Linked DNA regions of Mus musculus: region 1 is linked to region 2. The links are chromatin loops, found by intact Hi-C in ENCODE. Cell type or tissue: left cerebral cortex. All regions are shown on one strand. Each heading gives the region's core, and the rest is flanking DNA. Links, peaks and the distances in the headings are about the cores only. Region 1 overlaps Themis (thymocyte selection associated). Region 2 overlaps Ptprk (protein tyrosine phosphatase, receptor type, K).

Region 1 (5,392 bases), core at 147-5,146, 240 kb after region 2:
TGAGGATAAATTAAAAAACCTGTCAATTGGATGAATAAGAGAGTAGCGAATGAAAAATCACAAACGCATTACAATATAATATGCTTTACAGTATGATTAACGTATGCCTGGGCTATGTGAGAAGCTGCATAGGATCAGTAGGTCATGTTACAGAACATGAATTTTGTAGTTCTACAAGCAATTTCACCATGTTTTGATTGAATTACCTTGGCATGTTATTTTTTTTCCACCGTATGTAAAGTTAAATACTGGTATTCCTACTTGTCTCCTGGTGCCTTTGTGGAGGATATTATCAAAACATAATTAAAGTGCTTGCTATGGCATCTGGACTATAGCAACATTCATAAAAATGGTGATAACTTATATTACTGTTATTAAGATTCTTATTGATATCATTGGGGAAGTAGAAAATGCTTTTCAGAGAATGTTATAATTGACCTGATGTTTGGAGAGTAAAAATAAATTGGTTATATTAATGAGAAGATTCTTGCAAGTGCTCTAATTCTCTGTCCCTTTGAACCGAAAGCTTACCCATTTTTTTTATATCCTTCCTGGTCTTTCAAAATGATGGCTGGTTTTCAAGCTTGGCTGCACAGTGACCTCATCTAGGGAGATTAGAAAGTCGTGATGCAGGAGGTATCATGATTTATTTGGGCAAAGTCTGGTCATGAAGATTCTTCAAAGCTCCCAAGCTAGGACTAACATGAACCTGAGGCTGGGAACCATGGCTTTATAGACAACATTCCTAAGTAGCAAAGTTAGATGTAATTGCTCTCCTCATATGTATATGTGCATGTGAATGCATATGTGAACGTGTGTATATATAATACACATACATATACACACATGTACATATATACACATGTATATATATTTATGAATGTGTGTGTGTGTGTGTGTGTGTGTGTGTGTGTGTGTATGCGCAGGGTTTCACTATGTAGCCCAATCTGGCTTGGAACTTCCTTTGTAGAACAGTCCTCAAACACACAAAAGAGTGCCCGCCTCTTCTTCCAAAACGTTGTGAGTAGAGGCATGTGCTCTCACCCCAGGTTAAGTACTTTTATGCCTTTATTATTTCACTTATTGCTTTTTACATGTATTTGGAGTTAGTTTTGTGTTTGTTGGAGTAGCGTGATCTAATAGATAACAAGGCGGCTAAGAGCAAAAGCAAAATCATTTATCACTGTAATTCTCAGTACAGAATAAACACTCACTAAGTTTAAATGTTCAGAATTTTCAGATAGAGGAATCGTTTCTTATTGGATTAGTGAAAACACCTGGGTAGTGGCTGAAGTCTAAGGTCATCACTATCTGGAACTTCCTTTGGGCTGGGGTTAGCGTGATGTCTTTGTCATTAATTGGGTAAGAGTTTAAAGGTGTTTACAGGTGAGCCTTCTTGTAAGGGTCAGAATTAAAGCAGAGGTGATGAAGGACGATGAGAGAATGCTCTCTTCCGAAAAGACTCCAGGATCCTACATAAATGTTTCCTCTTCATTATCACTAGGGGAAAAGACCAGAATCAAGTCCTTTATCACAGATCTCAACAGTAACATATGCCTTTTCCACGTTAAAACCTTTCATTTAAATTCCAATTATATTTTAAAATTTTAAAGCCCCGTGGCACTTTTAACACATGTTTTTATTGGTATATATTTATTATGCATAGTGATAGGCTTCATTCCCGTGACTCTGTCATGTACTTTGGATACATTCACTCTCCTTTCTTTTCTAATCTCTCCCGTTTTCCCATTCATTCCCATTTCATGTCGACTCTTGCTCCTTCATTAAAATATGATTGCACATATATGTACACCCTATGTCATTTTACATATATGTGTGAAAACCTAGGATCCACAAGTAAATGAGAAATGGAAACAAGTGATATCACCATCATCTTTAGCTGTGCCTATTTTTTTCGGCAAGTGTTATAATGCAATCCTTTATGGTTAAATAGAGCACCACTGTGCACGCACAGCACAAGTTCTTTATCAGTTCTTCTGTGGATGACTACTTGGGATGATTCCATAACTTGACTTCTGTGGACAGTGCAGCAACAAACATACAGATGACAACATCTCTACAGGATGTTCATTTATAGGCTCTGGGCTTGTAGCTCGAGTTGATGTATTTGGGTCATATGCTCGTTCTCCTCTTAGCTTATTGAGGAACTTTCATATTTATTTCTATGGGGCTGTAATAATTGATATTTCCATGCCAGAATTTGCTGTGATTTATCTTCTTAATGATAATCATTCTGGTGGGAATAAGATTGAATCTTAATGCTGTATGACTTTGTAATTTTTGGATGCCCAAGGATTTTGAACACATTTTCTGAAAACTGTTAGTTACATTGGTCCATTTATTGAGTAAGTTGTTCAGATATTTTGAGTTCTTCATGTAGTCTAGATTCTAATCTTCTGTGTGACTATCAAAGATTTTCTTCTAAAGTTGTCTGTTCACCAAGTTGTTCTCGTTGCTGTTTAGAAACTTATAAATTCTGTCACATTTCTTAAAGCTTCAAAATTCCTTTTTTTTTTTTTTTTTGTGACAGAACCAAACTAGGGGAATAAAAGATATCTATAATGAAAAACTTTAAACACTCAATAAATTCATGAAAAAGACGCTAAACAGTGTAGAGATGGCTCAGGGGTTAAGAACACTATCTGCTCTTCCCAAAGTCCTGTGTTCCCCAGCAACCACATGGTGTCTCACAATCATCTATAATGATATCTGGTGCCCTCTTCTGGCCTGCAGGCATACGTGCAGCCAGAACTCTATTATATATATATATATCTTTTTAAAGACACTAAACAACAGGAAGATACCCCCAAAGTATTTTAAACATCTTGTTTTATTTGCTTAACTCTTCAAATTTCCTCTTATGGTTGATTTCTAATTCAATTCAATTATCAGAGGACATACTTTCTGAAATTCAAATTTAAAAATATACTAATACTTGTTTTTATACTCTGTATAGAAGAATATATATTCTACCATTATAGAAGTCCATTAAAGATACTTGTTCATTTATAGAATTATTTACACCACCTAGGTGATCTTTTCTACTTGATCTTTCACAACAGCATATCCATTATTAAAATCATGTATGTGTATGTTAAATAAAAATAAATAAGAGTTATCTAGGGAAAGAAAGAATAAACAGGAAAGGTTATGGGTATGAAAAGGGAGGTAAGTGGGATAGGGTCGGGGGTAGAATATGCTCATCAAAGAATATATGACGTCAAAGAATATATATCTTTTTAAAAAGAAATTTCTTCTTCTTCTTCTTCTTCTTCTTCTTCTTCTTCTTCTTCTTCTTCTTCTTCTTCTTCTTCTTCTTCTTCTTCTTTTTCTTCTCTTCCTCCTCCTCCTCCTCCCCCTCCTTTTCTCCTTCTCTTCCTTCACCTCCTCCTCATTCTTCCTGTATTATTTGGATTCCTAAAATTGTGTATTTTTTTGTTTAATGTACTTTGAGAGTCGGGGGACATGTGTATCTATATTTATAATTGCTAGTGGTTTTGAGTGGAGAGTTTCTTTTAACTTCAAGATACCTTTTATAGTAATAACATTTTAAAATGTAAATTTGGTTCCAATTTATTTTTAAACATTGTCTTGATTTGTAGCCAAGCTTGGAACTGTTTTCACAATATTCTTGCTATAGCCTACTGAGAGCTGAGATTACAAGTGTGCACCAACATGCCTTGCTATATTGTTTCTGATTTAAAATAGTTTCTTCATTTTTTTTGCTTTCTTATTTTTAACAACTAATTGTACAGGCTATCATCTACATTTTTACTCTCTACCTACTTATGTCTTTAAATTTAAAGTCTCTTTTGATACACATAGTATATGCTTTGATATTTTTCTTCTATCATATTAAGTGTGGTTTAATCATTATCTGCTTTTAGTTAATATCATAACTGATAGTAAAGAATTTAGTGCTATTGTTTTGCCACTTGTTTTTCATGTTTTTTATTTTTCATTGCTCTCTACATTTTCCATAATGAATATTTTTTAGCATTCCACTTTAGTTCCTTTGCATTTTAATAGATTTTTACATTTACATAGAGAAGTTTTGGGTTTATAAAAAAAAAAACCTAAGTAGAAGTCGCTTTAGTGAGATTTAGTATGCAAAACACCGAAATCAACCAACCAAACATACCAAAAAAAAAAAAAAAAAAAAAAAGAAAGATGAATTCTCCCCACTCTGATTATTGGACTGAATAGTAAAAATAGTAACAGTCTGTTTATTTTTAAAAAGTACCAGATTGTCCTGCAAAATATCATTTTGTACTACTATGAACAATGAATGAACATCCCTGTTCGATGTCCTCTCCAGGAATTTTCTCTATCAGTGTCTGCATTTGGCCATTCTATACATTCAAGTCTATGATATTAAAGTCATTTTTTAAATCTGTAATTCCCAGGTGGAATATGAACTTTATTTGATGAGATACTTGAAGTTTTTTGCCCATTAAAAGCTGTGCTATGGTTTCCTTACATTATGCACTCTGTATACTTGTGATGCCCAGTTTTGATCACATTTTGCTTTGGTTAATAGTTTTTCTTAAATTTGTGGTTTGCCTTTTAATTCTCATCTTTATGGAAGTTTTTTTTTTAAAAAGTCTAATTTACCTTTTGTTTCTTTTCTAGATTGTGCTTTACAACTGTATTTAATGTTCATCTTCAAATCCAGTGCCATTTATGACTTCTTAAGTAGTTACCTGGTATTTGGGGGATTTCCTGCTCTGTATTTTGAGTTAATATTTAAAAGGTTGTATGTTCTATATTCACTTCTCGCATACAGTGGTCAAGCACCTTTTGTTGCAAACCACTGGATCAGGTTTCTTTTGTTTTCTTTAGTGGATTATACTTCTATGGAAACATTATTGCACTGTACATTGTATCACATTGTTCAGTCTTTTTTTAAAGATTTATTTATTTATTATATGTAAGTACACTGTAGCTGTCTTCAGACACTCCAGAAGAGGGCATCAGATCTTGTTATGGATGGTTGTGAGCCACCATGTGGTTGCTGGGATTTGAACTCCGGACCTTCGGAAGAGCAGTCAGGTGCTCTTACCCACTGAGCCATCTCACCAGCCCTGTTCAGTCTTTTTATCCTTTCACTATCAGCACCTTTTCTATACTGTTGTTTACTTTGTAATAAGTCTTGATGTCAGGTAACTCTTCTAAAGTTGTCCTTCTTCTTCCAAATGTTACGTATTCTGTGGTTCTTTGCCTCTTCATATCAACTGTAAGTTATCATTAATATTCATAAGATAACTTCCCAGCATTTTGACTGGAGTTATGATTAATTTACAGATCTAGGTGGGAAGACTTGAGTTTTTATTACAGTAGTGAAACTTTCTAGCCATAAATGTAGAATATT
Region 2 (5,392 bases), core at 247-5,246:
GAACGGTGGACGGGGTCCCAGACATTTGGTCATTACACAAGAAGGAAGAATGGAAGGCACATGGAAAATTTAATAGGGCCTCATATCTCTCTGCCTCAGGTTTTTAGTAGTAGTAACAACGGTGTGCTTCATTTCGTAAGTCATCTTTATTAGTAAATAAAAGATTAATTAAAAGGAAAGCCCATGTTAATGTGGGAAATTTACATATTTTATACACCTCATAGAGTCATCCCTTCTGTAAATTTTCTCTTTAAATGAAATATGTGAAATCTTTAGCTCGGTCTAGCCTGTTGATTATCTCAGTTGGAGCCAGGCTTAAGGTTCTAAAGTGCAGAATGAACTTGCCTCTCTTCCCTTCTCTCCCCCAGTAACAGTTTGCTTTGCTCCACATAAGTCTGGAGAGCCCCAGGCTGGGTTGCATAGCTCCTGAATTTAATTGAAATGGAAAAACCATGAAAGTAGAATGTTAAATATGTCAAATGAATGGAATGAATTAAGAGTTAGCATACACTAGATTTTTTTTGAGATGTATGAGATAATTAAGAAGTTGGGTTTTTTAGAGATTAGTTTCCATTATTTAGCTAAGATAGATAATCACCATTCTGTTTGTTAGAGTAGGTGCATAAACGTAAATTTTTCTGGAGAGTGTAATACATCTATTAATTTTTGTGTAGCTGTATACACAGGGCACAGAAGTATATAACATATAATTATGGATAATAAATTCAAAATAAAATAAGGATTAGGTCTACCTAGCATGGCATATGGCAACTAAGCTCTTTTCTTCTTTGGGTCTTCAGGGTCTGTCTGCTTGCTAGTTCCTATATTGTCCATAGTAGACAAATGCTTGTCCCCTGGATGAGGCAGAAATCAGGCATCTTGTCAGTAGCTTTGCTCCAAGCGTGGTGACCCAACTTGGCAGAGGTACAGTTTCCATAGTGTAAAATAACAGATGTCTGCCTTGGTCACAAGCTCAAATCTCAGTTTCTGCCATTGATATCATCTATGTCCTTTTTCAAAAGAGAAAGAAATAGGCAGCAGCCTTTTGACATGTTAGCAGTACTTTAACAGGAAAACAAACAGAAACTTCAATATTAAAGAAGAAAGTAAAACTCTAAATAATATCATCTTTTCTTTGAGGCTGTGGAGTCTCTTGCTTGTAAGTATAATGGCTCATATTTAAATTGGAATGTTGCTTTAAACCCTGAATTTCTTTCAATCTCCTAGATGCACACTTGATTTTCTCTCTTGGTCTCTCTGGAAATTCCTTAACAAAAAGCACTGTCTTGCATCTTCCACCCTACTACAGACCTATTGAATGCTGGCTGTCATCCCTCTCTAGAAAGCCTGGATCACATTTTAGAACAGTGGTTTGAAGCCTTCCTAGTGCGGGGCCCTTCAATTCAGTTGTCATGTTCTGGTAACCACGCCCCCTAAACATGAAGTATTTCCATTGCTTCTTCATAACTGTACATTGCCTACTGTTATTAATCATAATAAAAATATCTGACATGCAGGGTATCTGATGTGTGACCCCTGTGGGAGTCACAAACCACTGGCCTAGATGAAATATATTTGCTTAAAGTCTCAAGATTTTTACATAGAGACCTCACCCACAACTTATTCTCACTGAATTTAAAAGCCACAGTGAATTTCCTTCAGTTTTCAACAATTCTAAAATATATTAATTGTTTGTACATTCAAAGTATGGAAAATATATTAGTAGTAATGGCAAACTTTTAGATAATATTTACCTAGATTATTTCACTTGAGACATTTTCCACAAAGGAAGGACATTATTGACATATGAATTTGAGAACCTTACAAATAAATGATCACATAAATCTTTATTTCAAATTTGTGGGGTTTCATTTACCTTACAACATAAAAGCTGTTGTGGAAAAGTTCTAATGTATTTAAGAAAAGGATTCCCAATTCAGGTTGGAGTTTTAATAGGCCAAATGCCATCTGTCTCTCCAATTTGTAACATTTTATTATTAACAAGCCCTGAAGAAGGAGCCAGTCTATTTCTGTTGTGGGGACAGATTTGTGTCCATCTGTGCCCGCCCTGTCGCATGTCACTTGTGCTTCGGATCTGCATAGCTGTGAGGCAGTAGAGATGCAGGCGAGGTCAGGAGGTGGAGAAGCCTGTCAGCGCCTCGAGTGTCCAAGCCTGTGACAACTGCAGACCGTAGCTTCCAATGCCTCCTGGAGGCCACCATTCTGTTGGGCCTTGGAGCTGCGCCTTCCCTGATGTAATTTCACGAGAAAATGTTAACTTTTTCTATTTAAAAAAAAAAAAAAAAAAAAAACTAAGACAAAGAACTTAATCTATGATATGACTCTGGTTAAAGCCAGGTCCTTATTAGAGAGGCTTAGTTTTCGGTCTTTGAAAATGTGAACCATTTTAAGGTGATTTTTCTTACTTGTCTTAGTTCCTTGATAAGCTCACCACTGTGGCAGCAGAACTCTCGAGACACCATTTTATGGGAAAGGGGCTTAATGATGGTTACATGCACTGGGAAGCCGCCTGCCCACTCTGAACCTCCTGTTCCTTTCTCCAAACATCTTAATATGTTAGATACTAAGTGTGAACATTTCTTTCTTTCCCCCAAAGTGCTTATCAAATTGTTGTGGAGCAGCTACACCCACATCGAACGAAGCGTGAAGCAGGGGCCATGGAATGCTACCAGGTACCGGTTACATACCAGAACGCCCTAAGTGGGGGCGCGCCCTATTACTTTGCCGCAGAACTTCCCCCTGGGAATCTTCCCGAGCCTGCTCCCTTCACCGTGGGTGACAACCGGACCTATAAAGGCTTTTGGAACCCTCCCCTGGCCCCCCGCAAAGGATACAACATCTATTTCCAAGCGATGAGCAGTGTGGAGAAGGTGAGATTACTCTCAGATTGGATATTTTTCCCCTTGATCTTAAGTAAAGCTGTGGCTATATTTTATAAACACTCAGTGGCGTTTGTCAAGGAAAATTGAAAAAGAAAACAAAGGGAAAGAAAATGGATGTGTAGTGCTTCTGTTGCCAGCTCTTGCAAGTTGACTGAAGGACTGAGGCTGAGAGCCAGCAGCATTTCACAGGATTCCTGTTTCCTAGTAACTGCCTTAGCTCGCGCTTTCTTCAGGAATGCCCACAGTGCAACTGTGAACAAAGTGATTTGAAAAGGTGGGTGTGCTGCCGCCAGGACTCCACCCTCAGTAAATTCCCTGCATTGTTCTGCCTCACTTGCTCAGTAGTGGCTGCTTCAAAAGATTAAATTTACTTCAGGATAAACAGAATGCGCGTTCCACACTGGGCTAATAAAGGCCTTATAAGCTTTTCAGGGGGTACATGCCAAATAATAAATAACAAGTAACAATCCTCTGATTACAAAGTAATGGGACGCCTGCGGTCCAGCTGACAGAACCTAAACAGAAGGCTGCCTGCTAAGGCTGGGTGCTGAGCCATTACTGAAGTTGGCTGGCCCTGTCCCTGGCTGCCCCTCCTTTTCCCATTTTGGACACAGTTGTTTTTGAACACTGGGGCTGATCCCAAATGAATATTGAAGAGGAGCGCTCAGCGGGACACAAGTGAGAAACAACCTAGCCTTTTCCTCCCATGCTGTTTCCCTTTGAAAGACTTTCTTTTCTAAGACTTATTTTGTTTTTATTTATTTATTTCTATTTGAGATAAGGCAGTAGGGTAAAAAGAATATGTTGAGAAACTTGAACAATTTTCAAATCCAGACGAACACTGGCATTTTGATGGGCTTGAAGCTATGTGGGAAATGGTTGCTTATGTATAACTGAGTCTGTAAGGTGACACCTGGGAGAGGATGTAAAGTATGTGACAACCAATTGTATGAGTCATATTAGCTCTTAGAATAGTTTAATTGGAAGACAACCAATGTGTACGAGGGCCATGAGGGTGTGAGTATTGCTTTTATATGCAAGTTGTATTTTTATGCATACCAGTGTAGCCAGTGTAGAGTTATGGCAAAGAAAAGTGCCCAATACCCTTTAAATACATAGCGTACATGCAAAGGCTGTCCATAGTTAAGGAGGCTCTACTCTTCTCACTCTTCTTTACCATCCACACCACCTGCTATGACCAAATGCCTGGCTAGAAGCAGTTTAAGAGAGAAAGGGTTTGTTTGGATTACCAGTTGAGAGTTACTTCTCTGGAACAGGAGGCAGGGCAGAGAGAGTAGGTAGGAAGTGAGCGGTCATAGCAGTCTTCATGCAGAAAGTAGAGAGCTAAGAGTCCTGGTGTTCTGCCTAACCTCTCTCTCTGTCTCTGTCTGTCTCTGCCTCTCTCTGCCTCTCTCTCTGACCTGGGATCCTCATCCTATCATTTTTGAAAGGTCTTTCTGCTTCAGTGAATTTATAGATAATGCCCAACAGACCTTCCCATAGGTTTGTTTCATGGTAATAATTTCCATCAAAATGACATTCAAGATTAACAACCCATCTTGTATACACACACACACACACACACACACACACACACACACACACACACACACACCTATTTTAAAAGTAATTGACTAATTAGGTTGCTCCAAACAGAGACATGGTAAAAATTAGTAGCCCCACCTAAATACAAATAGCACACAGGTAGAAGAGGGTTCTAGATTTAAATTTTTGTCTTTAGAGACGTGAGAATTTCCAAATTAACTCTGTTCACCTGTCTGTTGTGTTGTAAGAGTGAAGATGAATGTATGTACATACAGGGGATTTTCTCTAATACCATCATTTGACCAAAGTTTAGCAGCATTCTCAACCTGTAGGTCATGACAGTTTGGGGGGGGCGGGTCAAAAGACCCTTCCACAGGGTATCATGTAAGACCAGTATAAAGCACAGATATTTACATTAAGATTCATAGCAATAGCAAAATCACAGTTATAAAGTAGCAACAAAAATAATTTTATAATTTTACCGCAATTGCACGACATGCGGACCAGTAGTAAAAGGTCACACAGATCAGCAATACACTTCCCATTGCCGACACAGAGCTTTAACGTGGATGAGCCTCATACCAGTAGAGTCTGGTAATGCCTACAGAGAGTCAACTGGGACTACTCTCAGGAAATCAGAATATCTCAAGATCTACACAGGAGCACGATAATCGCTGGTCCCAGTGAAGAAACAGAAGGACCTGTTCCTCTCCCAGTTCTTTAGTTTACATACTTTCAAAGTAATTTCTTGAGAAGGAATTGTATGCATATTGCTTTATTTCTTATCAACATATAAAACCACTGAAGATAGATTTATAAAATGCTTCTTAAAGACAGCCTCGTTTTTCAGAAAAAAAAAAAAAATGTGAAACCTGGCTAACAGGAGAAGAAGGACAGGATGGGGAGAAGATTAGACAGATCCAGAATTACATAAAAGCAATTTA

Evidence for each region. Hi-C counts contacts between places; a loop is a spot of excess contacts. Peaks named below come from ENCODE experiments on the same cell type or tissue, not always from the same donor. Only the 100,000 strongest peaks of a DNase experiment are listed, where the experiment ranks them.
Region 1: a loop joins it to region 2, with 6 times the contacts of the local background. A loop is called at or near these places in 26 of 42 quality-filtered maps.

Annotation. Positions count from the first base shown.
Region 1 is chr10:28,727,606-28,732,997 of GRCm38, forward strand. All of the region lies in intron 2 of Themis (thymocyte selection associated), which reads left to right. Among named protein-coding and RNA genes, the nearest start is that of Themis, 62 kb to the left of the region's middle. In left cerebral cortex, for the core only: a CTCF peak has its summit at 2,751 (motif pointing left); DNase peaks (open chromatin) are centred at 2,710 and 3,563.
Region 2 is chr10:28,490,297-28,495,688 of GRCm38, forward strand. It overlaps Ptprk (protein tyrosine phosphatase, receptor type, K), which reads left to right. Exons shown (of 32, transcript NM_008983.2): 12 at 2,618-2,891. Among named protein-coding and RNA genes, the nearest start is that of Themis, 180 kb to the right of the region's middle. In left cerebral cortex, for the core only: a CTCF peak has its summit at 3,197; DNase peaks (open chromatin) are centred at 2,701, 3,125 and 3,471; H3K4me3 peaks cover 344 bases; H3K27ac peaks cover 1,088 bases.